Linked DNA regions of Mus musculus: all the other regions are linked to region 1. The links are chromatin loops, found by intact Hi-C in ENCODE. Cell type or tissue: left cerebral cortex. All regions are shown on one strand. Links, peaks and the distances in the headings refer to the core of each region. The heading gives the core; the rest is flanking DNA. Region 1 holds the start of Mir6391 (microRNA 6391). Region 2 has its middle 71 kb from the start of 1700044C05Rik. Region 3 holds the start of Gm31981 (a long non-coding RNA gene).

Region 1 (10,944 bases), core at 3,019-8,018:
GATCTGTTCTCCCACGCTGGCCTGCTTTCCTGCTGCATTGCCTGCAGTCACCATTCGGAGGCTTTTGTGCTTCCCTTTCGCTTACAGCCCCTCTTACCTTCCGCAGGCAGAGAACACGCAGGCAGTGCAACCCGAGGAGAGCCGTTCGGAAGGGAGAATCGGCTTCAAGGCCTACAAGAATTACTTCTCGGCGGGCGCATCCTGGTTCTTCATCATTTTCCTTGTGCTGCTTAACATGGTGGGCCAGGTACATCATGACACCTGTGCCCTCTCAGGATATTCACACATGGGTTTACAGTGGGGTGTGCTGTGTGGCAGGGAGCAGCCAGAGTGTTGCTAACCGCAGTCGAGAATTGTATAGAAGAAAAAAAGTGGGGTTACCTTGTAAGAGCTTAGAGGTAACACCTTGTCTGGGAAGTTGGCCTTGGCACAGCCTGAGCCAGCTGACCATCCTAATGAACGCTCTGGGACCCTCCTCTCCGTCCCACGTCTTCAGCCATTTTGAGTTTCGAGTTTGGAAGTCACGCAAGTCTTGCCAACGCTGTGTCTCGCTTCCCTCCGCAGGTTTTCTATGTTCTTCAGGACTGGTGGCTTTCCCACTGGTAAGTTCTTCTGGTCAGAATTAAAGGCTCTACGATCTATAGGTAGTAGCTTCATTTTCCCATAGGTTTTAGGAAGAGGTGGGATCTGTTAGGCCTTCTATTCTAACCTTCGTCCCTTGAAGAGGAAAAGTGACGGCTTGCTGGTGGGGTGTGACCCACACCACTCTTTATCCATATCTGGTCACCACCTGCACCTTGAGAACTGAACGTCAGGGGTCAAAGTTTGAAGGGCAGCCGCAGAAAGCGTTGTGTGAGCTGAGAATTGCTTTCTGGCACAAGGCCTTTCTCCTAAGCTTAGGTTCCTTTTGTTTTTACCTAAATCCATACCTTAGTAATTTTTTTCCCTCCCATGTTCCACCCATAGGGCGAACAAGCAAGGTGCACTGAACAACACCAGAAATGCGAATGGAAATATAACGGAGACCCTAGACCTCAGCTGGTACTTAGGAATTTACGCAGGTAACGTTTAGCCATTTGATCTGTTATCTGAGGGCCTGAGGTGCTTACGATGGGCCTGTGTGAGTAACCAGAGCTCCTAGGAGTAATTCAGTAATGTCTTAGCAGATTAGGAGACTCCGTCGCATTTACTCTGTGAATTAATTAGAATAATTTTTTTTTTTAAATCTACCCGGAGAAAGAGGTTGAATGAAGACTCTTAATTTGCTCTGTACTGGATTTTGAAAGTTAAACTAGGATTGAGCGTTCAGAAAACCAACCACTGGAAATATGTGACTATTGTCTATTCTAATAGGTCGCTTTAGCTAAATCTTATATCATTATATGAATGGGCAGGGGGATTAGAAACGGATCCCCACCCTGTGGCTTGGATTGTTCCAATTCTGACTGAATAAGCCCAGGCCTTTATTGAACTTGGATGGAATCCTCTGGCAGCAAGGCCCCCCAAATAAAATCATTATCCCCTCACAGGTATGCAAAGCTCCCTACAGCACACTGCTCATCTCTCGGGCTTCACTAATTACCGAAGAGGGAAGCTAAGCAGGGAGAGGCCCAGTGTGCAGGAATTAAAACTCCTTCTCTTTCCTACCTTGAGACCAACAATGTTATCACGTCTCCGACTGTGTGATTCATTTAACATTTGGTTTGCCCGACTAATATTAACACCCCACTCTGTTTTCACAAGAGTGCTTGGAAAAAGTATAGAGTTAGTTTTCAAAAGAAAATCCTCATCTAAAATTTCAAGTGTTCCCACGGGAGACAGGCTTTCCTTGGCTTGCACGAATTACCGCTGTTAGAAGCCATTCACCCAGGTTTAGAACTTACTTTGTTGACGTCTCCCTAAGAAACCTAAATCCACTGACTGGTTACCGTCCCTACCGGCAGACTGTGCGAACCCTAAAGGGAAATAGATCCATTATCTATTCAAGTAGCCTGGGCGGCCAAGGAAAACGCAGCTGTATGGAGTTTTAGAATTAAGTAGCTCCAGGGGTTAATGCTGCTTCATTAGAAGGCAACATGTTTACCACATCAGCTCTTCCCGGTCTTTGTAGCAGTGTGAGCTACAAGCTAATGGAAACTAGGGAAGCAGAGTTAGGGGGTAGCTCAGGATAGAATGCTTGCCTCCTGTGTGTAGCATGACACAGCACACCATGCCTCTCCACTTCCTATCCGTGCAGAATGGTTCAAGAATGCCTTAATGCAACACAGAGTTTGAACACTGCTCATTTAAACTGTGATATGTTTCCATGAGACATGCATTGAGTGACTAGTTTACTATTTAGTTATCTTATGTTAAAACATGATTTGTATGTTCTCACAATTCAACCGTTTCAAAGTTTTCCTGTGTGTAAGCCAATGTGATATTTTCAAATTCTTTAAAGCCACTCAGGGGGTTTACTACAAGGAGGGTTTACCGGTCTGACCCTCTTCCCGGGGAGCACCACATGATGGTATCAGAACCCACCACAGTGCTAGATTGGGGGACTTGTAAATACCAGCTGGGATATGCAGGCAGAAATCTTTCCTCTGAGTGCTTAGTAGGACATGCAATTTGTTTTTAAAGCCTGTAGTTTATACTTTATCTGCACATAGGTATTTTCTATTCAGTAAGAAAAAAAACCACTTAGTTTTTGTCAGTGTGTCTCATAAATGTGCATCGTCTTTATGTAGAACCTAGATGTTTATGGGGAAGATCAGAGATATTTTTATAAACTGTCGGGTTGTAGAAGGAAGTGTGTCATTTCCTCAGGATCCTGGCTTTCCTTTATTTCAGGTCTAACTGCGGTCACCGTCCTTTTTGGCATAGCGAGATCCCTACTGGTGTTCTATATCCTTGTGAACGCTTCCCAGACTTTGCACAACAGGATGTTTGAGTCCATACTGAAGGCTCCCGTGTTGTTCTTCGACAGAAATCCAATCGGTAAGTCAGCCGCCGAGCTCCCCAGTAAATGTGTCTTGTTAAGGCGTGTACTCACGCAACGAGGGTCTGATGGCATTCTGGTCTTTGAGAAAGGAGGAAGTCCCTCTGCGTGTCTGCCCATTCTCTACAGTAAGCTTCCCCAATACTTCTCTCCTCCAATAGCAAATCTACATATCAGCTGCATGGACTTATCTCGGTGTGTGTGTGTGGGGGGGGGCACAGCACACGGGCACTCAGTTTGCACAGTGAGTTGTGAATCCAGTTGTCACTCGGCTCCCAGAGCCCCCCACATAACTTGCGGACAGAGTGTAGTCGCACAGTTTCTAAGACACCTACTGCATGTACACAACATTGGCCTGTACCCCCTTTTAAAGAGTCTCACTAGAAGGACCGCCCTCTGAGCCGGAAATGAGGGGCTGTGTGCTTGCTTCTTGTCTTGGGGGCGACCATTCCTTTCGTGAACTGTGCGGACTTCGACCTGACTGATAATGAAGATAAGTCTAAAACCCCCAAAGTGTGATCACCCCTTAGTAAATTTTATTTTATCTTGTTTATTTTGATATAACATAAATATATTCGTTATTTGGTATTTTTAGGTAGTATCTTGCTACTGTAGCCCTGGGCAGACTGGAAGTCACTATGTAGCCCAGGCTGACCCTGAACTGATGAAGCCCTGGGCAGACTGGAAGTCACTATGTAGCCCAGGCTGACCCTGAACTGATGAAGCCCTGGGCAGCCTGGAAGTCACTATGTAGCCCAGGCTGACCCTGAACTGATGACAACTCTCTTGTCTTTTCCTCACAAGTACTGAGACGCTGGCATGCACCACAACATTCGTTTTAACACTGTCTTAAAAATGAACAGCAACCCCCACTTTCCTTCTCCATAACCTTAAACTCTGTGGCTTATAAGTACGCGTTTGTTGCGTGACATCATGCCTTTGCATGAACGGATAGCGGCCCCCATGATGGTCCTCTGACCCATTTGCTTCTGCAGGAAGCTCCTTGGTCCAAGTTCCTAGAAAGCGTTAGTCATCCTCACAGACCGTGGTCACCTGGGGGTCAGAGGTGGGGCTCGGGCAGCTTTGTTTATGCAGGTGGAAATCAATGGGACCTGTCACGGAGGACTGTGGTAACACAGCCGCCATTAAGGAGCTGCTGGATCAAGAGCAGAGCATTTGCATAGTGTCAGGTGAGCAATTTTTGAAGTAGGATGTGTTGGTGGGAAGTACAGACCCTGGTGCCTGTGGCTGTCTTGGCTCCCTGTGAGAATCACTGGTTAAGGCTGTGGCAGTGCTCATAGGCCGGGTACTCAATGTCCCCGCACCTTGGCATTCACATACGTGAAATGGGGACACTGTCTGTATCTATCATATTTAAAACTAAGACTTAAGCAGGTGAGAGATTTTCAGTGCTCCAAGTGGCTTCAGCCCCACTGTCGGTTCCCAGCGACTGAGAACAGTGACTGGAAGTTCACCGGAAGTGCAGTGTTCTTGCCCGTAGGGTGGAATTCCGACCTTTCCTGTTTTACGTGATTGTTGTGAACCACAGTTGTCACACGCGGTCGGGCTGGGGCTGTGGTCAGAAGTTAGCTGGAGGATTTGCTGCTGTGATCGATGTCGCTGCTCGGCTTAGACCTGAGAGTTATACTTCCACCCGGAACGCTCAGCAGGCAGTGCTCTTCTGTTGTGACTCTGCTCCCGGTCCTACTAACCAGGTGCTTCATGTTCGAGAATCGTAAGCTTTTCCTTGTACCAATTTTCTTATTTATTGAGGGGTTTAGGGCCCAGTCTAAATCCTGGGTAACTAATTTTATGTCAAGTCAGAAGGATTCATTTGGCTTCTCTGTCCTGAGTCTATGAGCAGGATTTTTTTCCTTCAATGAAAACAGAGCCCTAATGAACCCCAAACATAGTCCTTACATGACAGAAATGTAAACACGAATTGTTTACCTCTTTTAGTGGAGTATTTAAAATAAAATACATTTTAAAACTTTTTAAGACTTACGTTTTCATATGAGCAAAATTCTGCACATTTTAAAATGGTGAAGAGACACAGCCTATGGATTATGCTATCTATAGTCTATCTATACCATTAATTATTTATGTACTGCAGCGGTTTATGTAACAAGAATGGGTACAGAAGCATCCTGTTGTGTCATGCCGTCTCGGCTACGCAGCGTGTTGGCTGAGCAATGTAAAGACACAAGCAACGTGTCTTTAGAAGGTGTTGCTTCACAGACAGCTCCCAGGAGCCCCTGAGGTCAGCTGCAGTGCCTCGTCATCTCTGCATCTGGGCATCCTCCCAGAGTCTAGATAATGTGAGGGAACTAGGAAGATGCTTGCCAGCATCCAGTGTCCAGCAAGTGAGGCACGGGAGGACAATGTTACAGAAACGTGAGGTGAGGCCTCATAGCTTTGCCCCTGCAGAGCCCCTCACCACCTCTGATTCTCAGAGACCATGTGCCGTAATTTAGACGTGTCTTGGTCTTACAGTCATGGGACTTGCCATGCTCCCTACTCAGTACTGCTATCTCGTGGCCCATGTCCTCCAGACCCTCCGCTCTGGTGCTGATCAGTGGGTGACCTTTGCCCTTGTCCAGAGACCCAGGTTTTCCTTGGACGCTGCTCAAAACACTGGCTACCGAGCCTTCACCCCAAGTTCACTGAGTGGTACTTAACGGAGAGAGTGAGTGGGGTCAGACCTGAAGATACAGGTTTCTTCTTTTGGCCCGAGATTGCCAAAAGCCAGGTCTCCCCTTTTCCTCTTGATTTCTTTCCTCTTCCTTCTTCTCAGCGCTCCCCACCCCTCTCCTTTGAGGTGACTTAGAGGTGGCTCTTACATCCATTACAGGGCCTCATATCTCAGCTGCAGCCCTGATCTTCCACACCAACATTTACCTTCCATGTGTAGCACTGCAGTTCAAGAAGATGTTTATAAACAAACTCTGGTCAAGGGTGTTAACGCAAGTAGCAACACCCAGCAGGTTTGCTTTGCCAGGGAGCCTGGACCCGGGAACCTGGAGCCTGGAGCCGGGAACTTCTGACACTGAGCACCAGGGGGCAGCGTGAGCTGCAGAATTGCAGGCGCAGAGCCCAGAGCGCTCACCCAGCGAGACCTGGGATTGCTGTTACAGCCTTCTTGGGAAATTCCCCCTTCCTAGTTTCTGCCTTTGTACCTTGTCAGACTCCACAGAAAATGTTAAAAAGCATTTTCTTTTTTGGCCATTTATTGTGACAGAAACATTAGTCAAACCACCGGCAGCCCTCCTCCCAGCCCCTCCGGGGTGCACAGCCTAATTCAGAAGAGTTTTTTTATTTGTGAAGTCACCTACGAGCCCAGTTTCCCTAAGGTGCATTAAAGAAATCCTTACCTGCTTCTTGGGAACACCTACCATTTCAGAGGACACTCCGATTCCCCACTCAACACTAGACGCAGGAGTAGGCGGAAAGGGTCCTCTCGGCTGGATGTATTTGATTCCTATAGGGTCAGTTCTGACTTAGTGCTGTTTTCCTCTCAAAATATGAGGGTTCGGGGGTGGGGAGGGGAGTGGAGGGGGAGAGAGGTGGGAGAGGAGACGATCACTGAATTTGAGGTTGGTTTCCACGATGTCCGAAGCCACAGTCCTTTTTTTCCATCCAGGCACGCAACATCCCCTTTTGCTTTTGGAAACGGGAGAGTGGCTGGTAGTGGTCCCGTCTTCTGCTGCCCAGTTTTGGTCAGGCGCATGGCTGACAGCATCAACTTCAGGTTCACAGAAATCTACTCATTTGTCAGTCTGCGTGGGAGAAAGAGAGTTGCTGGCGCCGGCTGACGGGCTTGTCTGTTTTCTCTGGGAGACACAGCGTTAATCTTGGGGTGGTGGTCAGTGTGTTTATTCACATGGCCGATTTTTCTGCCATGTGCGTGAGCACTGGTGTGTGCAGCATCACATGATGTTAAACAAAAGTATCAATTCCGAGTCACCATTTTTGGTTGAGTATGTGAGAAATAAAATGCTGGAAAAGAGGGGAAAGAAGTACACTGACTTGTGTTATTTAAACATATATTTATATTATATATGTTTAATGTGAATTATATTAAATTGAGAATGTCACCAATAGTCCTAGACTTTAAGAGAGACTTTCTCTTACCCATCCTAATAAAAAAACTCTAGAGATTGCATAGTGATTAAGATTCTCAGCTCGACTGAGTGGGAAATTGGGCTTGTCGATGACATCACAAACATAAACTATTCTGAATTAGGCTCTGCATCCGGGAGGGGCTGGGAGGAGGGCTGTCAGGGAGGAGGGCTGTCAGTGGTCTTAATATTTTCCTGGCTCTCCAGCCCAGAAAGAGAGCGTTCAGAATCTGGGGTAAGTTGCTAAAGAACTCCTGAGGAAGTGAGAAGAGAGTTGAAGCCACATGGGAGTGTACCATCAGAAAGGCTGTCTTGCTGCAGCATTGATGAAACCGATTGTCAACACACCTTGTCTTTGCCAGAAAAGCAAGAGAAGAAAGTCCTCAATAGAGAAGAAATCTAATTGCAGGATACCCGTGTGTTTATTCAGTCCCAGTGACCACTGGAGTTAGTGCTAAATGCATATTTTAACAAGTATAATACAGCACTGTCAAAATTACCTTGACAATAATAGGCCTGTTAAATTATAGCTCTATACATGTGGAGGTAAAATGGCTCTGCTTAGCACACATTAATCTATGCCTGTTCACACAAGTGCTTCTGCTGAGCAGGTAGCATGTTTAAACAAGAAATACTGGTCTTAAAACCTCTGATTTATGGTAGGTGTTTTGACACAGCATCATTCAGGCGATTTACAAGGCACGGCTTCGTGTTAAAATATCTCACCGGAGTCATCATTTGGCACCGACATAAATATTCAGCGGTGGTGCTGGAAACGGGTGAGATGCCCGTTTGTGCCAGATCATCCCCTGTGTTTCCTTTCAAGTGAGATCTGCCGTGGATACAGCTACAAGAGATGACAGTTTCCCTTCCTTGAGAGCGGATGAGCTGTAAGAAGTTGAAAATAAGAATAACGGCGTCTTGACAGCTGCCGTGGACTCATCCTGCCCACGTTGGCTTTAATTCTGGCATAAGGCCCATGGGTTAAAAAAAAAAAAAGAAAAAAGAAAAAAGAAACCAAACAACCCCTTTCCTTGCTTTATGCACATTGTAAAGAATATATTTACATGTACATGAGTTAAGTAAAGAGACCTTTTCTGTTCAAAGGAAGAACTTAGTCATCGGCAGAAAAGCTTTGTTGCAAAACAAAAACACACATTCCCTGTCTCCTTTTTTCCTTGTTAATAATAACAAACGTGAGCGAGTACAGAAGGGTTACATAAAAGATCGCGTTAATCATCGTGATCCTCAATAGCCACGTAAATATTATGTTTTCTGGTTTGAATTGAAATAGCTAATGGTTTGAAGTAGGTGTGGCAATTAATTCCTGTCAAGTTGTCACGTATTAAAAATAATGTTTTTTTTCCACATAACAATGGTTATATGTACTTAAACTCTTATGGGGGGGTGATATTAAGTGATATTTTATGGGCGTTGCCCATTTACTGCTAATAGCATAATAAAAGCCTTTGTTATAAGTTTAAATAGTTACATAGTTACATACATCTGATTGCGGTTGTTATTTAATCAGTGATCTCTCTAACTGACATGATTATAGTACTTTTCTACAGCTGGTACACATTACACTGTTTTAGTGTACGGTTTTAAACCTGCTAAAATGTTCCTATTGCTCTTTATTTGTGGATTTTCTCCATGATAAATTGGGCATGGAAATACTAGCAGGTGAGTATCACACACACACACACACACACACACACACACACACACACACACACACAGAGAGAGAGACAGAGACAGAGACAGAGAGAGAGAGAGAACGAGCTAGCTTTGTGTTCACAGTTGTCAAATAGAACATTTAGAACATAAGATTTGGGGAGCTGCTAACTTGTTCAAAATGATGATCATGTTGTATTACAGAAAGTTAAAAGGATGACATTTTGCTTAATTATTTCAAATTATTTTCCACTAAGGCATATATTAAATATTACATGCATATTTATATTTCATCCTTGTCCACTCTATCATAAATGTTACTCATTTTGCAATGAACAAAACTCGGGGGAAAAATCTCAATATTGGCATCATTGAGCCTGTGACATTTTATCTCACATAAAGTATATATATATTTTTTTGGTCTTCTATCCAGTTTATCATAGTTCTTGTTAGAATGATAGTTATTCTTTATAGTATTTAGTATGTGAGTTAATGCTAGCCTTGTGAATGTCTTCTGTGAAGGCGGATAGTTCTATGCCTACGATGTTAAGTGTGTCATCTACTGTGAGCCATCCAGTGATTTGGGATCTGTGCTGTTTGAGTTTCCAGCTCATTTAGAGCTCGGCATGTGTGCATTCCTTGGCCATTGCCTTCTGGGATTGAAGGTGCAAGGTCCTACAGTGTTGTATTTTGAAAGATTTCTCCCCAATGCTAGTTCTAGAGCCAGAAGTGCTTCGAGCAAAAATTATATTGAGGAATGTTCATAATGTAAGTTCCGCTTTTGTGCAACATTTCCAGAGAAAATGGGTTGGAGTTCTGTACCAAGTTCATCATGAATAAATATTGAAGCTAGGGGTAGTCTGGCTGGAATAAAGCATAGTATGGGGTATTGTGTGGAAGTCAGTAAGGACTAGAATTCTGTTTGCTTGCTTTTTTTTTATAGTTAAAAATCCATGTCTTGTGTTAGCTTTGTGCTTCCTGCTGTCTTCAAACGTACCTGTTATTTCATCACCACATTTCCCTGACTCAAGATCGGGCACTTTGTACTTGATGAGTAAACGCATATTGGTTTGATAGAGCAGGCGAAAGCTTTGTAGGTGCAGTCTCATCTCCCCAAACTACGCCCAGGGAGAACAATGGAGATTGATGGTCATTAGGATATGACCGCAGCCTTTTGTTTTATAGTTAGCGCATGTATGGAATCAAGCTCTGCTTTCCTGAGAGCAGCTGACAAGAGATCACAGATAGATCACTCTAGACCGAGTCCACAGAGTGGGAGGGCCCGGATGGAAAAGCCAACACTGGTTCCTCAGAAGCTGTGATTCATAATCTATGATTCTGGCCCCTAGATGTTTACCAACTGAGGAGAGGAAAGGTCAAACACCCAATAAAGTTCGTGAAAGGGGACTTTTAGCCTTCCCATAACTTGGGGTTTGGGTTGCTTTCATAGTTGTGTTTTATAAACTGTGTGGCCCAACGAAACAGGTGAAAACGCATCTGTTTTAAGACTTGGGCCGAGTAGAGGGTGGGAGGTTAAGGCAGACTGAGGTTCTCTGCTCTTATCTGGAGGGGCCACAGACCAGTGATTGATTGCTTCAGTCCCCCGGCCTCGGCCTCCAACAAGTAAGCAGAGGAGTTTCTTTTCTCCTCAGGCATCTGTTGGTTATCTTCTATGGACCTCTATTAAATCTCATCTTCACAAGCATAAGCCTAAATAGCCCTAGACAACAAATTATTTTTTAAAAAACATAAAAATAACCCAGACACTGTTCTTTGATTCGGCATAGTACTGACACAATTGGAAATTTCCAGTTGTGGGTGGAGCTCTAGATTCACACAGGCCCCTAACTCATTCCCATCCATGGCCTCAGAGTGGATCTCTTCAGCATCTGTGACATCAGTGACTGGCTCTGATGTCATGAGGTTTCCAAAAGTTCTTCTCCTGGTACTTCAGGGTGAATTGTTTTCAAACTGGAACCATGCTGGTGGGAGGATGGAGTTTGGAGACTTGAGTACATGATTCTGTATTTAAGATCACAATTATTGAGTTATAGCAGACTCAGAAGGCTCTACTCTGACCCAGACACTTTCCTGATCCACCAGAGAAGTCAACATGCAACAGCTTAAACCAGGAACCGGGCAGGGGCGTCCCTTTATGAAGACTTGTGTGCA
Region 2 (10,944 bases), core at 2,722-7,721, 150 kb after region 1:
TATTAGGGTTACATTGCACATCCTAAAGGAACAGGCCAGGATTTCTGAAGGAGGAGGCCGAGGAGCTTGGAACAGCACGTGAGCTGCTGTGCTTAGACGGGCTGCAAGCAGCCAGAAGACACAGGCAAGTATGCACTAGACGGTCCATCCTCGTGTGCCAGGATTTGAAGCAAACATGGGAGGGCACGTTTCCTCTGTGGGACACGCTTCCACGTGGAAGCATGGCTTCTGGTCGCCACCCGAGACAGACACTCAAAGTGTTTGAGGAGCTGTGATAGAAGAGGGGAAAGCCAGAGATCTTCCTGCTCAGGGAAGGACACAGAGAGAAGATTCCCTGTGAACTGAAAACTAAATAAACATGCGTGCTGTGGCAGCCAACAGTGGAGAACCAGGCTGTGAGAAGGGAGACTGGCAGGTTTAGAGATATAGCTCAGCATATTCAGTAGGAAAGAAGGGAAGAAGTATAGGTTAGCACCTGGGATGGAGGCGAAGATACCACACATGCGCCCTGACTCAGTAGTGTTCAGAAGGAACGAAGGTGGAACATCCGTCCAATATCCCTTACATCGATGGAGACAGACCAGATGAATCCATAAGAAAAGGAGAAAGAATCTCTCTCGGTCACTGACAAAAAAAGTAATGAAAACCCAAGGCCCAACATCAGAGTTGTGTGCCCAGCACAACGCAGGCTCCAGATATTCTGTTCCTGAGCTTAAGGCGCTAGACAGCTAGGGGCTTTTGTGCATGAATTTGAAATATCCCAGAGGCTGTGCCTTCTTCCATCTAGCCATGGATAAAAGACAGCCACAAGAGTGCAGTCGTGGAGAATGAGAGCCAAATGCTTCTCTCCTAGTTCATAAAGAGGGGGGGGGGGGTATAGGAAGCCGTGAATACGAACCTCGACGGCTCAGTGTGGTGTGATACCTTCCACAGGTGTCCTTGCAAATGGAGCTGGTTCATGTCAGAGGAAGGTGAGTCTGGCTGGAGCCTTATGGTGGAGTTTTTAAGGAACTCTCTGAAATGCAGGGCTATCTATCAAAACTGAAGTTTCCTCGAAATTCAAGTTTCTAGGAGGTGAAGTCTTTCCAACCTGGTAGGCATATCAAGGTAACCTGCATGAAAGATATAGGTTGTAGAACCCACTTTATAAACCGAGGGTTTCTGTGCAAACCTACTGCTGGCAAAACAAAAATCTTAGCTTCCGCAGGCTGGTAAGAAGGAATGCCAAACTGTGGCTGTCAAGCTTAATGGAAGTGGCCTAAGCCAACCGCCTTCGCAGGGCACAGAGCTGATACTAGATTCTCTTGGACAAACCAACTGAAAATGTCTACAGTTGATTCCTTTCATTGGTGATCCCAGGGTCCCCAAGCAAGGGAAAAGGATTGTGGGAATACGCTCTCAGCAGCTCAATGGTTAAACACGGTTGTGATGTAATGGCTTGTCCCATCAATCAGTGCCTAGCTGGGAAGTTCCTGCAGCAGCCATTGGCCGCCACTTCCAAAGTTCCGTTCATGGTTTCCTGGAGGTTAGTAATTAAATGGCTAAGGCCTTTTGTGTTCTAAGGTTGACATCCAGGCTGAAGATTTTTTGGGACCTTGTTATGAACAGATTAGCTTATAACATTTTTGTGGAGTTATGTGAAAGGTGTTATTTGTGGAAATGGTTCAGATGTTGTTCTCATATTAATCGAGTTCTTTTTGGAGAAATGCTTAACTAGAAGAAACCCAATATTTGACATGGTAGAATAACACACACAAGCCAGGATCCGAGAATTCAACTTGAGAATTGAAATTCTTCCTAGAGACTAGAGACATGGGACAGAAACCACATCATTAATGACATCTATAAATAAAGAAATTCTTATTTTCAGACAATTTCTGTAAAGTTAATTCAAGCGAGAAAACAAAAGGAGAATGGTTAACCATTTCACCAGCAATAATGAAGCTACAGCTGTGCCTTGATGTAAGAACTGGCATTAAAAAAAATGACCCATTAACAGGCATTGCTTACCCATATTTTTAACACAGACAGCTTCAGAGATGAGCTTCATGGAGTCTCATGCTAGAAAGACTTGGGAAAGTCGACTTAGATTCAAAATTGGCTTCAACTCAGTAGCAATGTGCGTCAAGTAAGAAGTTTAGCAGTGCTGAACCTCAGGTTTCTCATTTGTAGGGATACCCTAACACCTGCCATAAAGTGTCATTTCACGCACTAAAAGGACTATTTCTAATACCCGTTGCTATTTCGAGCACCAGGGGCAGTTTCCTCTCTTCTAGTGAAAAGTCGTCAACTCTAAACAGCTTTGGGGGACTAAATTTGAATGGGCAAAACTCCAGTCTAAATGTTTTTGATCCTCCATTGGCCAACGGGATGAGTCAGCCCTAAAAGAACACCTGACCCTAGCACCTGGTGACACTCGAGTTATGCTGTGTATGCTGCTCTAGCAACAGTGACCAATGGCAGGTGCTTATTTGACAAACACGGTGTAAGCACCACTTCGGAAGGTTTGGGATCCCACAGGGCTTGGTTAGTGCCTGGAGCTGGTAGGTGTTTATTGAACATTTGCTGAAGAAATGAAGGAATAAGGGAGCCCCAACACACCGGGGTGGCATGTCTCTTCCTCGGCTCTTCATTCGGGTGAGCTTACCCCTTTCTCTGTGAGGATTCTGTTCTTACGTTGGCCTGCATGCCTGTCTCCAATAACCCTGCAGAAGGTGAATAGTCTGCTCTGATTTAGACGAACAACAGCATCCCTCATCTTATTTTCAGCGTGAGTTCCAGTGCAGAGCAGTTGCTTTCTCGGCAAGCTATTGGTTCTGAGGTCTGCTGGGTGAGATTCCCTCTGCAGAGAGAGCTGCTCACATGGACACTATGCCTTCTTTTCTGGTCAACTCAGTGAGCACCTAGGCTTGCTTTTGATTGAGGAATGCTTCACTGGTAGAATCCAATGAAAACAGACTGGTCAGGTTAACCCTAACAGTTTCAGTGGCAGTGATAGCTCTCTCGCTCTCTCTCTCTCTCTCTCCCACTTCCTATTTGTGCTGTTAGATTTTAATATCAGGGAAACTTGATATTTGTGTGTTCTATGGCCTCACGTGTGGCTGTCTCACAACTTTGTTTGAGAGACAGAGAGGAAAATATCCACAAATAAATAAAGCAACAGGGGGGAAAAGCCAAGAGTAGCAACTTTTTGATTGCTTGTTTTAGTATTTTTAACAAACTCCTAACAATTCCTTCCCCACAACACCGAACCTGAAAGAAAAAATGGTTCACAACCTAAAACAGACCTTAAAAGCACACATGCAAGTGGTGACTGCAAGAGGCATGCTCACCTTCTTTGATGCTAAGCGTTGGTCTTCAGGATCACAAGGCTGCACCATGATTAGGGACCTTAGGGGGAAGAGGGATGGGCAGATATGGCACTCTGGTCCTTCCCCACAGCCCACCAGGCTCTGACACTGTCTTAGAGGAGTTCTGCCCTTACTAAATACCCCATTTGCATTACTTTTCTCAGGTCTGCACTTACAAATGTATGATTTTGCATGCATTTTCAAACTGAGAACATTAAAAGGGGCTCAGCTTCTGGATACTGAGTTCTTCTTGGTGAGAGAGTGACTTTTAAAGTCAAGAGCTAAAAAAAATAAATTGGCTCGGGGAATTTTAAAGCAAAGCTCAGAACAAGCTGTGCTGTCTTCCTCTTGTTTCCCATTAGAGGACTGTATATAATTCGATATTTTAAGAATTGGAAAATGTGCTGCCTAGTGGACCACACTGAGATGGTACCCTTTGAAAAACTGGGGAGTAAAGCAAACAAAAGAACTTGTAAAAAAAAAAAAGTAGACACGCATGGCACATGGGCATGAATGTATGGTCAAAGTATGTTTTACATAAAAGCACACCAGATTTCCTAGCGTTCTGACCTAGCCAATTAAAGGTTACCATTTCACATATGGTTAAAGGTTAGAGTCCCAGGTACTGGGTTGAGGGTTATACTTTGGGCAATACCCAGTAGTCCATAAAGCTTAGGATCTGGTCTTTAAGCTGTGATTCACAGGGAAGTTTAAACAAGTTCCTATACCCATTAGGAGGTCAGCGTGCACTGAAATGTGTGAAGCTCTCATTGCTTCCATCAAGATTTTTTAAACAACCTGAACCTTAACAGGCTCTGCTTGCCTAGCACAGGGTCTAGTATTCAACACCTAGTAAATGATATTAAAAGAATAAAATAAGTCGTTGCCAGTGCTGATTTAAGAAACTACAATAACAACAACTAAACCAAACCTAGAGCTCTTCTATTTTTGAGCAAATGGAATGAATCCACAGAGCAAAAGTAAGGTTTTGATTTGGGGACCACAGCCATCCGGGAGGTTAAGATGGATTGTCCTTAAGGTTGTAAAGTAATAACGACTAATGGCAAGGTTGTCCTCGCTGCGTGAAAAAACCACCAGCTCAAATTCAGAACAAACTGGACCGGGATAAAATTATAGCCTCCATGTCTGGCAGCACAACTGACTCTGGTACCTTCCTCCCTAAACTCTTCCAGGGACCTGGCTTTGTGTAGAGTCGTAAGTTACCAAGAGTTTGAGCAAAAGGCCATCTTTAAGAGAGCTGGAAAGGACCACCCCCCCTGCTTTGGGCTCACGTGGTTCTCTTTAACGCCCCCCTTTACCCTCCTCCGCCCCCGTCCGAAACGTGGAATGCAGAGATGGAAATTTCTAGGTGGGGTCCGGTGAAGATCTAGGGCCCCTGAATGCGGGCGGAACAGTGTCCTGAGTTGAAGGCTGCCTGTCAGCAGACAGCCAGAGCCAGCACGCACAGGCTTAAAGCAGGACTCCAGCGGGTTTGCAGAGCAGCCAGCCCTCCAGAGAGAGGCTGGAGCGGCGAGTTGGTGCGGAGTTGGTGCAGAAAAGGGGTGGTCTAAGGGTACCCACCGTGGAAATTCACTCAGCCCCCTCCTAAAGGGCTAAAAAAATCACTGCGAGCTGCGCGCACCAGGAACCTCCCTGCCCCATCCTCATTCTCGGAACTGCAAAGCCTAGCGCCAGGAGTTTCCGCCCGCCCAGTGTCCCCAGTACCCTGAGGGACGACAAGGCTCTTTAAGGAAGCATTGGATTCTACTGGTCGCGGGCTCCTAGCTGCAATCTGTTCCCGTCAAGATCCCCTCCATTCCTATCCGCACTTATGCTCCTGCCTGTCCCCTGGTGAAGGGCTCCCTGGTGCTGAGCTAAAGACCGCGGTGGCGGAGAGTGGGGTGTGGGGTGGCCCGATGGTGCAGAAGGATGGGGATGCAGGAGGACCTGGGCCTCTCTGGCCTGCAGTCTCCCATACGCGGTGCGGCATGGCAGCGGGAAAATAGAGAAGAAAGCTAGAGGGACAAGCAGCGGCGACCCCCCACCCCCCGCCGAGGCCAAGCGGGAAGGACGCCAGTACTGGCAGGGCTGTGGACGGTGCTGAACTCCAGTGCCTCTCTCTGCGGCCGCTGCAGGGCCGGAGTCTTGCCCTGTCGGGAGGATTCACGGGCTCGACCTCGGGAAGCCGGTTGCTAACAGTGTGCAGGGAGCTGCGGATGATTGCGTCTGGCCGCCGGGGCGCCCCAGACTCGGCCGCGCATCCCTGCAGACACCTCGCAGCTGCTGCCACCCGCGGCGCCCTGGCGCTGCAGCTGCGGGGTGAGAGACAAGCCGAGCAAGCGTCCCACCCCCTGCTCCCCGGAGCCCTCGGATCTGGGACCAGCAGGCAAGAGACCTGTTGAAAACTCCGAAGGCCGACTTCAAAGACAATCAAATCGCCCGAGCAAAACCCTCTCTGCGATCTGGTATTTTCAAGTGTCATAAACGCTGTGTGGCGGTTAAGATTGCTGCTCCCTTAAATGGGCCAATAATTTGCAGCGCTATCTCCCACAAATTCCCCCATCCTGGAATCTCAATGTGAAGCAATTCAAATAAGTAAAACCATTTTACTGCTGTTGGAAAATTCGCATGCATTTATTCAGTTTAAAATTTGATATAGGGCATTTTTTTTGTATTCCCATTTATCGTTTGCCAAGAAATAATTAAGAGCAGGAGCTCGAAGATTAGTTTTAAATAAAAAATCTTCTCGAATATAAATGTCAGGTCATAAAAATTCCTTTTAAATCATAACAGCATATAAATCTTTGAAATTAACCATGTAATTACAATGTCTATCAACTTTTACCTGGAGCTTTGAGCCTCTCTTTTTAATCTTCCATTCTTTTTTTAATGAATAGCTATTTTGAAATTAAAAAGTACTGTTCATTACACATGCCCCACTATAATAGGGTTTTTATCATATTTGCGCTATGTAAAAATACTTGCTACTTTGTAATTATTCACACGCCGATCCTTTCCTATATTGAGTGGAAAATAAAAAATGAAATAGAAGTCAAAGGTGCTTGCGAGCTGAATGATTTACACAATTCATTAAGGACGGTGATTTTTCAGTTAGCATCAGATTAAATGGTTACTTACTCTCAAATAGCCCTTGGGGAGTTGAATTGCTGGGTAGCAAACAGATTAAAGTTTGCATTGAAAGAAAAATTGAATTCAGAGGTAATCAATAGCATAATAGGGGCAGTGAGTGGTGCCTGCTGCCTGAAATGAAATTACCATATTTTTAATCTTAATTTTCCACTCTGTTTATCTGACAGTGTGGATGTGCAATCCAAACAGATAATGAGAGAGTGGGATATTGACACCGCTGTCCTCTGGAGTGCTTGTCTTCCGTGATTAAATGCTGTGATCTGTGATTACTTTGTGCAGGGATGTCAGGGCTGCTGGCCAGAACCGAGGGAGGGGCCTTCACCCGGCAGCTGGAGCGTCTGACTCTCCCAGGTCCTAACGTCTGAAATTCATTTTCCACCAGTAATATTGAAAAAAATAACGCTTACCTATTTATGTATCTATTCCAGCTGCACAAATTGCAATAATTGATACCATTATTATTGTGGTCCTGACTTAAAAAAACATTTTAATTAGATCAATATGTAACTTCTGTATTAATGAAGCAACAAACTTGCTTCTAATCTGAAGATATGTTACAGAAGGCAGCACACTGGGAACTTAGATGGGAAGGTACATTGTCATTGAAGAAGCAGTAGAGAGAAAACCACAGGCATTGTTAAGGAAATGCGACCTAATGGCTGCAATTGTATAGCAAGCCATGATAATTTCTTAATGCAGATTGTTGTTGTTTTGTTTTTTTGATATTAGGAGAAAACGGTTTTGTATATTTAATCAAATTAATTTGTTTAGCCAGATGAAAATATTTAATTACAACATTTTGGGGTTATAGAAACCTGGTGGTCCACAAATTTGATGTCTTTTCCATGTCTACTGCTTTATGGTGGTTCAGGTAGTTCTCAAAGATACCCTACAATCAAAGGCATTGTTCTCTTTTGCAATGGAGAAACCAAGAATGTTTCACCTCAGACAACATATTAGGGCACAGCATTTGAATTTGAATTTGTGCAATCCTGTGGGAATAAGTTTACAATAGATGATGGCTGTCTGCTAGCTACACCAACAACCTGCAATGCACAGCCTACACACTGGGCGAAGCCTGCATGTGTTTGGAGAATTTGGTGATTACGTACAGTTCATTCATCCTCCCTTGTTATATATGTGAAGCTGAACCGAAAGAAATAAAGGGGAAGGGAGAGGGGAGCTGGCAGCCGCTGATGACAGATTATTATCTGACCATGTTGGACAGTCACAGCAAAGAGAAGGTGCCATCCATTGTCCAGTTGTCCTGGACTTTGATAGACATATTGTCTTGAGATCCTAACCCACATGGCATTTTTCTCAGTTATTTCTGATACACACAACTCTCTGAGAGGGGAAACGGAGCCATAGGCTAAGAACTTCGGAATGGAAAGTGTTTTCCAAGGTGGATGAGCTCCACAGATGGGCGCGTAGCTCAAGCCTATTCAGTCCATGATTGACAGCATTCCTTACAACCTCCCTCCAGCTCCTCCACAGGGCCAACTGATTGAAGCAGTACAATGTTAATAAATTAATATCTTAACCCCTGAGTTGCCATTCTACTTGTAGCACATACTAACTGGGTAATAAAACGGGGAGAGGAGGCAAATATAGTTACAAACATGGAACTGACAAATATTGCTTAGCTGCATATTATCAACATAGACTAGAGAAATCCCCATATTCTAGATAAGCTTACAAAGATAAAGACACATCTTCTTTACCAGCCTGTTTCTCATCTGCCCTGTGAGGGACTTACTTTGTAAATTGCTTTCCCTTAATAGAAGGCCCCACCCACCAAATAAGGGCAAAGAAGTTCTGAAGGATCTTCACAACAATACTGGAATAAGCTCCACATTTTTGCTCAGTCTTTCAAATGCACAAGTTTGTGTGCGTTCACACACACACACACACACACACACACACACACACACACACACACACACAGCAGGTATAGCAGGAAGATTAACAGAGTTTGGACTGATTCTTTCACATGGAGTTCTTGAACCATCTTGACAATTTATTCACTACTCAGAAACATCCATGGGCTTGAGCACAGAGGGCACCAAGAGCTGTGTGCACTACAGCAAGCTCACCTCGTGTTTCTGATAAGCTTACATTGTGTTCTCTAAATTTTTAATCGATACTCAAACACACCGAGTCTTACAGCTAGGGAATGTGGCTGATAAATGCCCATTGACATGGAAAGAAGTAACAGGGCTATTCGAACTTTACCCCGAGTTCCTGCCTTCTTCTGTAATTCAGCTGAAACCCAGGTTTTCTAAGGACACAAAAGCTTTCTGCTACCCTCTACCTGCAGTCGCCACTTGAAGTTTATTGAGCTTCGGAGCACACAAAGAGAGAGAGAAAATCCAAACTGATCTCTTTCCTTTCACTTTTCAAATCCTGACATGGTCCATCACCCTTTAAAAATGGTGAGCTGGCCTTCCCTAAAACAGGAGAAAAGAAGCAAACCTAAGGGAAAACAATGGAAGACGACGGGGTGATCTAATCTTTAAACAAGAAGACCTGCTTCTGAAGGCTTAAGACGGGTAAGCCTCACATTGATGTCACCTTCTCCTGAAAAATGTGAACCCTCAGGAGGTGAGAAAGGAAATATTAATACCCTTCCATTCATTGTCCTCCGAGTCTCCCTAAATAGATGAGATTCAAGAGATGGCTGCAGGTCACAAAAGTGGAAGTATTCATGGAAAATCAGTGAGTGCTCCTGATTGACATCTTGTATCATTAACAATTGACATCTTGTATCATTAACACTTGACATCTTGTATCCTTAACACTTGACATTTTGTATCCTTCACAAGCCAAGCTTTGGGAGAACCTAACGATTCCAAACGTCCTTACCAGGAACAAACAGCGCTCACTTCCTGCATGTGGCCCAAACTTCCCTCGCAAGCCAGTCTTGACAAAGTCAGCAAATATTCCTATCATAGATTCTGAAAACAGGGCTTGCTCAGAAACACTGACAGGTTGAGTAACTTCTCCCATCCTTGGTGCTGAGGATGGAGAGACATTTCTTAAAGAAATGGGTTTCTTTGGGTTTCATTGGGTTTCGCATGGTAGTATCGAGTACTTTCATAAACTTCCCCCATGTTTGAGGGTGTTAAGTTTCTATTGCTATGATAAGCACCAAAACCAAAATAAACTTGGGGAAGAAAGGAATTCTTTCCACTTACCATTGCAGTTCATTATGAACAGAAATCCGGGCAGGAACTTGGGCCAGGAACATAGAGGCAAATATTGAAGCAGATTCCATGGAAAAAGATTGCTTAATGGCTTGCTCCTCCTGGCTAATTCAGTCTTCTTTCTTATCCACCACAGGACCACCTGCACAGGGATGGTGCCACCCACAATGGCCTGGACCCTTCCACATCAATCATCAAGAAAATGTCCATAGACTTGCCTACAGACCACTCTGTTGGCAGTATTTCTCAGTCAGGGTTACCTCCTCTTAGACGACTCTGGTTTGTGTAAAAGTGACAAAAAACAAAACGAAACAAAAGCCAACCAACCAACAAACAACCTAACCAACACAGGAGGCCAGGACATTTTGTTTTTGTTCTCTTGTTTTGAAATTACTGTGTGTATGCCTCTCTGTCTCTGTCTGTCTCTGACTCTCTCTCTCTCTCTCTCTCTCTCTCTCTCTCTCTCTCTCTCTCTCCCTCTCCCCCGTGTGTGTGTGTGTGTGTGTATATATGTGCGTGTGTTTATGTGTGTGTATATGTGTGTGTGTATGTGTCTGTGTGAGTGTCTGTGTGTGTGTGTGTGTGTGTGTGTGTGTGTGTGTGTGTTGGTTTTCGGAAGAGGAGATTGGATTTCCTGGAATGGAAGTTAAGGGTGGTTGTAAGCCACTGTGTTGGTGCTGGGAACTGAACACTAGTTTCAGGCAAGAGCAGTTAGGAAGAACTTTTAACTGCTGAGAAAACTCCCGCTTTTACTTCTGAACTACACATGTCTAGTAGCATTAAAAGTAATCAAGGTAGAAAAAAATAAAGGTACCAATGATACAGAAAGTGACAGTTTTTGCAGAAGGAAGGTGACAAGTGCATGGTGCACTCCAGACATCTGTCAGGGGGACTCATGTGACCTAATTTCCCATTCCCAGTGCCAAGTCATGCCTAGTACATACTAAGGAAAAAGGCAGCAACCATTTGCTCAACAAATGATGGAACCACAGGGAACAAGGAACACGTGGCTGCCAGGTCACTGTGGAGGATTGCTAATAATCTGCACCTTAAACATATATGTCCTAAAAAAGCCAATGTCCTCAGGGCTCCCAGTGTCCCCTAGTCTCTGTCTACAAGTTCCTTTCTCAGACAAACAAACAAAACCCAGAAAGAACAGTTTAGGATTTCACTCTCTCTTTGCTCAGATCCTCAAAAAAGAGGAAGTAGTCACGCTGAAGAGGCTGCTACTCCCAGCT
Region 3 (10,944 bases), core at 2,679-7,678, 380 kb after region 1:
ATTATTTTTTAACCAACTCAGTAAAAATAAAAATACATATTTCTGTGGATTTCCCTCTTTTTTTTTTCCTGAGCATTTATTTGCTATTAAGGGCTTTAAAACGAGTTCTGAGGTCATGCTGCAGAGGTCTGAGGGAATCTTTTAACTGAGTGGCAGATCGACAGGACAATGCTCAGTATATACCTGTATTAATCAAAAGGCATGCAATCCCAGGCTCGGCAGGATTTGTGGCGTTCACCAGATTGTCGTGGTCCACGTTGAACACCAGAGCTTTCCCCATAACCCTACAGAGGGTGAAAGAGGAGGTGCTCTCCGCCAAGCTGATCCTGCCTGGGTTGTTGGAACTTCCTGGTGATATAATAAAAAAACTGTCCGTTTTGTACAAAGCACGATTCATAGTAGGATTCTTGGTGACCGGTGTCAACTTAAGACACGGAACTGGGGAGTGAGAATCTTTGCTCCCCTGACACATGTGAGGAGTGGTTGGGGTGGGAAATCTCAGCAAACTCCGCCCAGCCCCTGCCCACCCCTAACTAGAGATGGTTCAGGCTGCTGACTGTGTCTCCTGAGTCAGTCTAGGGACTGTGCCTCTGGATGAGGGCAGGGCAGACTGGACAGGAAGTAAACCTTAAAGTGCCCGCAGGCACATGGCAGTCAGGAAAGGTGATCAATACTCCTCCAGCTATGGATCCCGCTCTCCAGACCTCCACACTAAAAAAATGCCATGGACTTCCTAAATTCACAGTGGAACCCCGTATTCAAAATCTCTAGATGGGGGCTGAAGAGATGGTTCAGAGGTAAAGAGAGTCAGCAACTCTGGCAGAGGACCGGAGTTCAGCTCCTGGTCTCCACAGGGCAGCTTCTAACAGTGTTTAACTCCAGTTTCGGGGCATATGACCATTTCTTCTGGCCTTGGCTGATTCCTATACATCTATGACACACATAAACGCATGCAGGCACACACACACACACACACACACACACACACACAGGTACATAATAATAAATTAATTTTAGAAATGAAATATCTAGAAGTTCCAAACACCTCCTGGGAGCCTCATAAGAAGACCAAGCACTGTGCAGAGGTATATGGGGACACTTTCTCTCTTGATGTGGAGCTAAACCTTTTCCAGTATTTATTTTCAACGTTTAAGAAGAGTTCTTTCCCCACTCTGACTTTTGGTCAGAAGCTCACTCACCTGGCTTGTGTGGGCGCTTGGATTCTTAGCAAAGCTCAAATAGTGACCTGTGAGTCACACGGGACAGCCTTCAGCAGCTGGGTGAGTCCACAGCTATTTCATCAGGTACCACAGCCACAGTCTGATGATCAGTGTGGTACCTTTTAAAGCAAGGTGCCAGTTGGCATCTGGGTTGGTGGGATTCCAAGTGGCCACATGCCATCAGTACTGGGAACGCACTAAAGGATGGTCATGCATCTTCTAGTGGGTTCCTTTTGCTAGAAGAATGCACTTCCCTGATTAAAAGAAAAAAATAACTGGAAGACTCTCTTCCGGCTAATTTGCATAAGAGAATTAGGTAGGGACCGAGGAGGAGGAGGAGGCTATGAGGGCTCTTGTACCTAGAGTCCTGCAGCAGTGACCGAGTTGGTCACAGCTTCTGCCACTTTGGACATGGAAACGACTCTGTAATTGAACAATATTATGTGCCGCGAGGCCAAGGTCCCCAAAAGGAAGAAATTTAAACATTTGGGAATACTTTCTGGGAAATTTGCCTTTAAAAATGTCAATTTGAAGTATTTGGGTGATTTATCAAAAAGTCATTTTCTGGAAGTTTAAAATATTCAACAAATGACCTGGATTCCTCTTGCCTTGCTGTTGATATGTAGAAACACGTCCCAAAATACACACATTCTGTCATAGCTGCTTAGTCACTGGATTGCAGTTCTTCCTGAGGAGAGAAATCAGGTTGACTTATGGAGAGGTCGCTCCAGTGGCAACCTACGTGGTTATCCTGGCTGCCCCCTAAGGCCTTAGTCCTAGATCTTCATGTAGCTGCCCACTGCGCATGCTCATGCCCGTAGTCACTCAAGTCCAGCTACACCGCTCCCATTCACCTTTCGCCCCCATGGCTGATCTCCCTCTTCCTTCTGTCAGGCACATCCATGAGTCACCAAGACTGTCCTGGCATCCCGTCCTGCTATCTCTCTCTCTCCACCCTTCCTTTCTATTCCCACTGCCCCTGGACCCCTGCTGCTTCAAGCCTGGGTAATTATAATAGCATCCTAACTAATCGCTTACTTGTTTCTCCCCCTCCAATTCACTGCTGCCACGGTAATCTCCCTAAAACACCACTTAATCATGCCAAACCCTTAATTAAAAATCTTCATTATCTCTTCATTACCACTAGGATGAAGTCCAAGCGCCTTAGTTTCCTTCCACATTCTGGCCTGAATCCACATTCCCAGCTTAAGGCCCACTATTTCCCAGTTTCCACAGACTCCACTAAGGCCGCTCCGATCACACCCTTCATCCACCTGGAACGGTTCCGTCGGGTCTGGTGAGACTCTGTTTGTCCTCTGAGATCCCTGTCAGGCCCTCTTGCCTTTTCTGTGACGTCATCGCTGGGTAACTGTGTCCTCGGAGAGTCTTTATCACGGCCTGGCATGATTCATTGGTTTGTTTGTGAGGTCTTTGTGTTTTCTCTCTTTGCAGACTGTATCATCTTAAAGCGAGAGACTTTTCTAGATCCCTCTGCACACACACCCGCTAGTTATAGACACACCACACCGCCCTGTCATTCCTAATAAATGATAATTAGGAGGCAGGTGGGTTTCTGAGTTCGAGGCCAGCCTGGTCTACAAAGTGAGTTCCAGGTCAGCCAGGGCTACACAGAGAAACCCTGTCTCGAAAAAAACAAACAAAAACAAAACAAAACAAACAAACAAATGATAATTAGCATATGATTTCGATAAAAGGAGTGTGATGACTGCCACAGCTTCTCCACAGCGATCCCTTTTATTTTCAGTGCCTACATGGGCGACTGAAGTGACTTGCCATGTGCAAGGGAATTTATGAAGTGTGAGTAGATGGTCACTTAAATCTGGCCAGTTTCAAAGACATGCGATTAAAGAAATGCTGGAAACGGTTGGTCCTTCGTAGGGAGGGCTGTTCCACTTTCTTCCTCTGGGCACCGCAGAGCACTGTGGGACTGGGCAATGACGTCACTAACAGTTGGAGCATGGCAGAAGGCTAAAGCAGGGAGAGTGGGCTATCCCTCAGTAATCCCTGATCCCTGAATGGGTTATCCCTCTGTGATCCTGTGAGTCTTCACAGGCATGGCATTTTGCTGCCTGTGTGCTAAGCTGACCCGCACAGGAGCTGGGCACAGTATGCCCGCAGGAGCAGGGCTCAGTATACCATGCATGGGGAAACAGCAGGTAGGATGGCTCTTCAGATTCTCATTAGAACACAAGAACCATGTGCTGAGACCTCAGTAGCTTAGAAACAAGCAGTGTATGTACTACCTCATCTTGGCTAGTAGGTGTTCCTTTCTTCTCAGGGCCTTCTCATATTTCACTAATGTCCCTGCACCATGCAGGACACTGCAGGAGCTGGCATGCATCCTCACGCCCAAGGAGCCTTGAGAACGAGCTCTCCACGGTATGCACCATGATGATGGGAGCCGTTGGAGTCTGGAATACATCGTTTTTGCCTCCCCCCACTTTCTGGGGAAGAATCAAGAAAAAGGAAACAGAAAACATTAGGTGATGGAAGATGTTGTGTTCAAGCCTCCTTTCTTCTCCCACTTTCATTCTAAGAACTTCTGAGAACAGGAAACTGGGCTGTGTACTTTCTCGTGCTCTGTGGAAGCCGGACATACAAACCCTTTGCTGTATATTCCCCATGATCCTGGGTGCCTACTGGATGCTTCTCCATGGGACTGGTGTTGCGACCAGACCTGCTTTACCCAAAGAATGAATGGATGCCGTCCAACTTGCTTATCCCATCTTTCCCAGAGAGTCTTAACTAGTAAGGGAACATTTCAGTAAATGAGACCTGAGACCACAGTTTGTACAAGAGACCAACAGATTTTGATTTTCAGAGATCGAAATAATTTCAAGTAGATGAAGCCATACCCACGTGAATTTTGTTCCCCAACTTAAAGTGATTCGCAGATTTAAAAATCACGAATTGTGTTTGGTTGAAAGACATCATCTGAATGAGGAACGTGGGAAATATGAGGTACCCTTTCACACAGATGACAAGAAACAAAGGTCTGCCATGTGCAAAGGCACCTGGCTTGACTGGAGTGGTTTTTGTGAGGACCACAAGAGACTGAAGTTTACTTCCCCATCAAGCTTGAACACCGATTTTTGTCTAGCCATCTAACCAAGTACACATAGGGGTAACATCAGGTGAATCAAGACATGTTTTGATATAAGACATAGCTAATAAAAATTAGCAGTATCTATCTCCTCTATCTTGGTTGCACTCTCTTCCTTCTTATTGCCTTGGAATTCTCGACTTGTTGACTGGGTATCCAGAGTATCCAGAGGGAAATACCTGGGTTATCTGGCACTCACTACATGGGGCGGGAAGAGTCCGAATGGATGAATCACTTTGGACTCTTTATAACACAGAGTCCATTTCTACACCCAGAAAGGTAATACCACCAGAAGATGTTTAAAGCATTTTATTAGGGAGTGGACTTCGGGATCTTCAAAGGAAAGGTGAAGACATCTTCCAAATTATTCACAAGTGACAGGCACCTTCCTTGTATAAAAATCCAGTGTTCTCAGACTTTGTCCTACAGTTCAGAGACACAGTTGACAGTTTTCTCCTCGCCTGGACCTGAATTTTACATAATTCATCTTGCAGATAAATAAGAGAAAAAGAACATTTTCTCTTTACTTACAAGGCTGCATTACGACACAGAGCAGACACATAGTTAGAAGAATCATTCTTTATCGAGAAGAAAATCCTGAAGTCCATTTCTCTATGATACTGGGGGTCTCCATGGTAACCACTTAAGGCTTGGTGATCTGCAGATGGCCAGGCTACTCAGGCTGAGACCTCTAGGCACACAAGCGCCACCTAGTGAGAAAATCGTCTTCGAAACTTTTCAAGGACCCAAATTTATTCATTTCCTATGGAAAAATAATTAACTTTACACAGACATGCCTATAATTTTAAATATTTTAGCATAGAATCCTAATTTTGAAATCAAAAGACTAGAGCTAGTGAGATGGTCCAACAACTAGGAAACTCAAAGATCTGACCAACGCTTTGTGTTAGTTACAATTTGGTTTAGATTCTTTGCACTCATGCATACTTCCAAAAGTGCTGACGTGTTATGTTTCAAATATAAAGAAAATCTTGAAAACTTTGAAAGAAAATAGAAGAGGCATGGAAGAAGGATTGGGAATGGAGTGGAAAGAAACAAAAAAAGAGACCTTTTGTTATATGCCAGCCAGTGTTTGTTTTGAACTACATGAATGCATTGCTAATAAAATAAATTAAATTTAAAAAAGAGATGTCAGCACATATTCATGTTGCAAGCATCCATTGAATTTAGCAGAAATAGTAGCGCAGTCACATTAAATTTATTTGCTAATCTGCAAAGAAAAACAATGCTTCCTCTCCATAAAATTAAAATTCCTTTTCTCCAAGCTCTCCCTCCGTCCCCCTCTCCTCCCCCTGACTTCCCTCTCCCCTCCTCCCTCTACCTCCCCACCTCCCCCCTCTCCTACCTTTTCCTCTCCTGGTCCCTCATATTTATGATGCATTTCTTACATTAGACCTGGGTAGACAACTCAAGTTCTGATTTTTTTTCCCAAAACCACTTAAATCAATGGTTCTGGACTTCCCTGGACATGCTATAGCAAGGAATTCACCTAATTTTATCCTTTGGCATGCTTACTAACACAGTAAACGCATGTCGCAAGCTACAAAGCAAACCTCAAAGTATAGGCCTTTCAAGTTGCCTCCATTGCTAAACGCCTTCCACTTCTACAGCTTGGATTCAAATTTGCGGGATCCTGGATGAAAGGTGGCTGCTGTTACGACAAAGATGTGAACCCAGAGACTTGGGGCTACATGACATTCCTTCCCGGGACTCTAAGCTGGTGTCTAGGACTGAAAGAGCGCTGTACCACCTTCCAGTACACTGTAGAACACTGTAGAAGATACAGTAATTTGCTGTGAGGTTACTCTTTAATAAAAAAGTCAGCCTGATTGGCTAGAAAACTATTATATACTCAAGAGGGGTTTTTTTGTTTGTTTGTTTTGTTTGTTTTGTTTTGTTTTGTTTTGTTTTGTTTTTTTGAGGTGGAGCTTATATTTTTAGTTACAAAATTTCCCAAGCTTTTACTAAACAAGTGGATACAAAGTTTCCAAACTGCTTTGGAAGTTTGAACCAATGCTGCAGTGACTGAAAGCCACCCTGTCTTTGCCTTTGCCTTTGCCTTCGTACTTACTGAGATTTGCATTGGGTGATTATCTGGAAAAAGACAGAACTCCAGAGTATAGGTTGAGATGCCGCATCTAAGCACAGACTGTGGCCTGAACCTAATCTAACCTCATCAGCCCGGTTAGCGTAGTTAATGCTGAATGCTGTGCAAAAATTCTTTTTCGTGCACACATGTGTACACAATATGTGTGTGTGTGTGTGTGTGTGTGTGTGTGTGTGTGTGTGTGAAAAACTATAGGAGATGGATGGGAAATAACCAACAAACAACTGCTACATATTAATTTCCTTTTTTTCTCTTTTCCTTTATTTATTTATTTATTTATTTTTTTGAGATGGGACCCTTCTAGCCCTCTAGACAAGGCTGACCTCAAACTCACAGACATCCATCTGCCTCTGCCTCTGGATTCTGGGAGTAAAGGCAAGAACCACTACACTCAGCTATTTATACTTATTCTTATTCCTTTAAAGCACTACATTCAAGAAAGACTGACAGCTAGAAACAGTGGACATGCCGATTTTAGAGGCTCTGTGTGTGTGTGTGTGTGTGTGTGTGTGTGTGTGTGTGTGTGTGTGTGTGTGTGTAATTGGTTGGGGATGATCTGTAGCCTTAATTAAATGCTACCAAATAATGTGTTCCAATCTTGAGGCAATTAAAATAAACTAAGGTGAAGGATTATTATTTACCTGGCTTTTGGTTTCGGTTTCATTTTAAAAACAAACAAACAAAAAACAAGCCAATACAACGACACAAACTATGTATAAGGCAGGAGAGATGGCTCAGGAGCTAAAGACACTTGCTGAGCTAGCAGAGGACCATGGTCAGTTCCCAACACCTATGTTGCCACTAACAATCATGTGTAGCTCCAATTCCAGGGGATCCAGCTCCCTCTTCTGGTCTCTGATGGTACTGCATACATATGGGGCATATGCACACTCAAAAATAAGTAAATAAATAAGTGCTTAAAGAGAAAAGCCATATATAAATATAACTACTGAAAAATGCCCTATGTATAACTTTAGTCATATAGCTACAAAGCTGAAAAGAAGTGATCCAAACGTTTTCCAGCAAAATAAACTAATAATAATCTCTCCTCTAATGGGTTGACTGGCCGCCATTTACATCTGGCCCGGCCCCGACTTAACTGCTCTGATACAGTTCTTGAAGCAAAGGTTGAGATGCAACACTTGGTAATGGGCTGCAGCACTAGTAGAAATCCCTCAGGCAGGACAGCCAGAATTTCATGCTACAGTCTCAGTGAGAAGACATTCTCCTGCTAGAGCCATTAGCGGTCTGAAAAGCCTCCGGTGGTTTCTCCGTGTATGTTCTGAATGTATTTTCTCTGAAGAGATCTAGTCAGAATTCTACTGTTGAGTAGAAACATCACTCCAAGGGTCAGATGCACTGTGTCAGACCAGGCTACCGTTAATAAAGAATTCTCTGAACACCTTTGTAAACAGAACTGTGTGCTGCACCATCTAGAGATACAATGAGACTCCCAGAAGGTTCTGTGGAAACACCACCTGCTCAATGCATCTTTTCCTGTATCTCTATGGGTTCATTAAATATCCAATCAAATATGTTAATTAGAATAAACCCTGGAATTTATCTACATAAGACTTCCCCTGTTTCAGTCACATACTCATACATCCAGTCAATGGTCAAGCACATACTGAATATCTAGTAAGTGTCAGAGGCTCGAAAGCATAGTAGCAAACAGAGGGACCATGATGCTTGGATTTATGGGGAAAGCAGACTTGCATCAAATAAATACAGGGACAGAGATGTGTATGCATACCCATCCGTGTGAATGAGAAGACCCAAACAATGGTGTGCTCTGAAGACCAATAGAATAATGGGTCTTCGGGGTGTTTGCTTTGAGTGAGTGAGATTTAAACTACTGAGGTGCCCTGATATGAATAAAATAGGGATACATTAATAGTAAGTGTCTTTTAGTAAAAGTTCATAAATTTTTACATATTTCTACTAAAGTTTTGTAATTTTAAAATTCTTTGAGAGTTATAATTAACTCGGCATCTTGTGTTTCATCCTGTAATCCCAGATGGACATCTGAACCCAAGCGTCTGAGTTGGCCATGGGCCAGCCACCGTGGAGGGGCTTGAGTGCCATGGGCCAGCCACCGTGGAGGGGGTTGAGTGCCATGGGCCAGCCACCGTGGAGGGGGTTGAGTGCCATGGGCCAGCCACCGTGGAGGGGGTTGAGTGCCATGGGTCAGCCACCGTGGAGGGGGTTGAGTGCCATGGGCCAGCCACCGTGGAGGGGGTTGACTGGCTGGCACGAAGTGATGGCTGAGCAGGCTGAAGGGCTGGGGACCAGACACTGCAAGGCTTTCCACTGCCTCGAGTTCGTATCTCTGACTTTGCATAAAGCAAAGCTCTGTAGCACGTTGGTTAGAGGCTAAGTTCAATCTAATGTAACCTTTGTTAACATAAAAACCTAAGAAGCATTGTCAGGGAGGGTACGAATGGAGAACTCCTGGGAGATGAGATGATTCTCCAGAAAAGAAAAGTTTAAATAAGGGTTTAAAGGAATGTACGGATAAACACACCCACATGTCACACACATATGTCACATACACATGCCACACATGTCGTATACATATCTCATATGCATACATCACACACATATCTCACACACATGTCACATACACATATACAGACATATGTCACATATCTCACACCCACATGTCATATGCATATGTCACACGCATGTCAAACACAAATCTCATGCACACAAATCTCACACATATCTCACGCACATATGTCACATACACATTGCCACACACATCTCACACATGTCATACACATATGTCACATATCTCACACACATGTCATATGCATATGTCATACACATGCCAAACACTTATCTCATGTACACGCATATCTCACACACATATGCTATACACGTGATACACATATGTCACACACATATCTTACATACATCTCACACACATATCATACATACATAGTTTTACATATTTACTCTCTGATTTCCACCTAGCGATTCCATTTTCAGTTTCAGACTGCCATTGAATGTGTTGGAGCTGAAAATATTGCCACACACTGAACATTTATTTGCATCCCAAAACTGCTATGCTGAAGCCTAAATCCTCAGTGACTCTGTATATGATGGGCATGGAATTAGGCCATGAGGGTCCTAACTGCCCAAATGGGATTAGTGACTTTAGAAGAAGAAGCTGGAAAAAAAAAAGATGACTTTTCTTCACACCCTAAGTGAGGACACACCAGAATATAGACATCTTCACACCAGAAATAGCCCTCACCAGGAGCTATGGGGTCTCCACCTGGATATAGGACTTCAGGCTTTCAGAGAGATGAAACTTGTACTGTCTGAGGTATTCAGCCTATGGTGGTCCAGCATGATGGTGTGGCTGGTGATGCTGTCTGGGAGGCAGAAGTGTGCCACAGAGGCACTGGCTCAACTCCTGCCTATTCATGAAATGCTGTCCATTTCAGCCCCTCATTCCGTCTCACATAAACCTGTCTGAGGGGCACATATAATTTAGAGTCAGGTACACACACTAGCTTCTGTGGCATGACTGTCTACTTGGTGTTAGGAATGATGTAATTATATAACCGCTCTGTTCTTCTCTAGCTTTCCAGCAGGAATGTGGAGCGTCACAGGTTTGCTCCTTACACTTCTCTGGGATCTTTTGTGTCAATACACAATTTCATAATATCACAAGACATTTCCCTCCTACCCTGGAGCCATCAAGAAAACAGTAGAAAACTAAACTGTCTCTGTTCTAGTTATTTTGGTTTTTTTGAAAATTTATACACACAAAATGTGATTACATTCTCGCCTCATCAGCCTCCCTCTTCCTCCAAACCCGTTTTTCTTCTCAACTAATCCCTCTCAGGTTCACGTCCCTCTTCCATTTTGGTTGTTGTTGACACACTTGGTTTTCAATAAGGGTTGCGTGTATGAATGCGAGTAGAGGGTTACTTCCTGGAGCCTGCACAATTTACAAATGACTACATCACTGAAGAAAATGGTATCCTACATCTTCTTCTGGCATCCGTCAACTGCCCACAGCTCTTCAGAAAGGAGTAGAGGCTCATGGGAAATTCCTGGCCCATTTTTTTTTTTTTTGAGGGGAAGATGTGTTTTATTTTGGTTTTGTTTTTAATTTATTTTTAGATTTTTTTTATACTTTTACTTTCTTTTCTTTTTTGCTTCTCTTTTTTATTTGTTAATTGTTTTGTTTGTTTACATTTCACATGTTATCCCCCTTCCTGTTGTGTGGGTCTTGTGTCGGTACCAACAGCACTGTGCGCTCAGGATTTTGATGATCCTGTCATGTCAGAAGGACAGCATTTTGTAGCCCTGTTCCCTATACTTTGACTGTTATTCTACAACGTTCTTAAATTAACTCTACCTGCTGTAAAGCCGGCTGGCCTGTCATGAGGTATGGGTATGCCTCCTCTGTAACTCATTCATTTGATATTTATAAAGTTCCTAGTATGTCTCACGTA

Evidence for each region. Hi-C counts contacts between places; a loop is a spot of excess contacts. Peaks named below come from ENCODE experiments on the same cell type or tissue, not always from the same donor. Only the 100,000 strongest peaks of a DNase experiment are listed, where the experiment ranks them.
Region 2: it touches region 1 in a loop (2.9-fold over the local background); 2 of 42 quality-filtered maps call a loop at or near these places.
Region 3: it touches region 1 in a loop (6-fold over the local background); 38 of 42 quality-filtered maps call a loop at or near these places.

What each region holds. Positions count from the first base shown.
Region 1 is chr14:118,586,797-118,597,740 of GRCm38, reverse strand. Abcc4 (ATP-binding cassette, sub-family C (CFTR/MRP), member 4) reads left to right here. Exons shown (of 31, transcript NM_001033336.3): 16 at 107-247; 17 at 565-602; 18 at 967-1,061; 19 at 2,833-2,979. Mir6391 (microRNA 6391) reads left to right here and starts at 5,269; the gene lies at 5,269-5,372. In left cerebral cortex, for the core only: a CTCF peak has its summit at 6,038 (motif pointing right); DNase peaks (open chromatin) are centred at 6,039 and 7,887.
Region 2 is chr14:118,431,682-118,442,625 of GRCm38, reverse strand. No RefSeq gene overlaps it. Among named protein-coding and RNA genes, the nearest start is that of 1700044C05Rik, 71 kb to the right of the region's middle. In left cerebral cortex, for the core only: a CTCF peak has its summit at 5,664; DNase peaks (open chromatin) are centred at 5,120 and 5,683; H3K4me3 peaks cover 1,162 bases; H3K27ac peaks cover 379 bases.
Region 3 is chr14:118,203,917-118,214,860 of GRCm38, reverse strand. Gm31981 (a long non-coding RNA gene) reads left to right here and starts at 3,156. Exons shown (of 2, transcript XR_383764.2): 1 at 3,156-3,397; 2 at 3,559-4,440. 4933431J24Rik (a long non-coding RNA gene) reads right to left here and starts at 3,896. Exons shown (of 5, transcript XR_383762.3): 1 at 2,362-3,896; 2 at 1,814-1,908; 3 at 1,200-1,474; 4 at 184-348. In left cerebral cortex, for the core only: CTCF peaks have their summits at 5,054 (motif pointing left) and 7,342 (motif pointing left); a DNase peak (open chromatin) is centred at 5,038.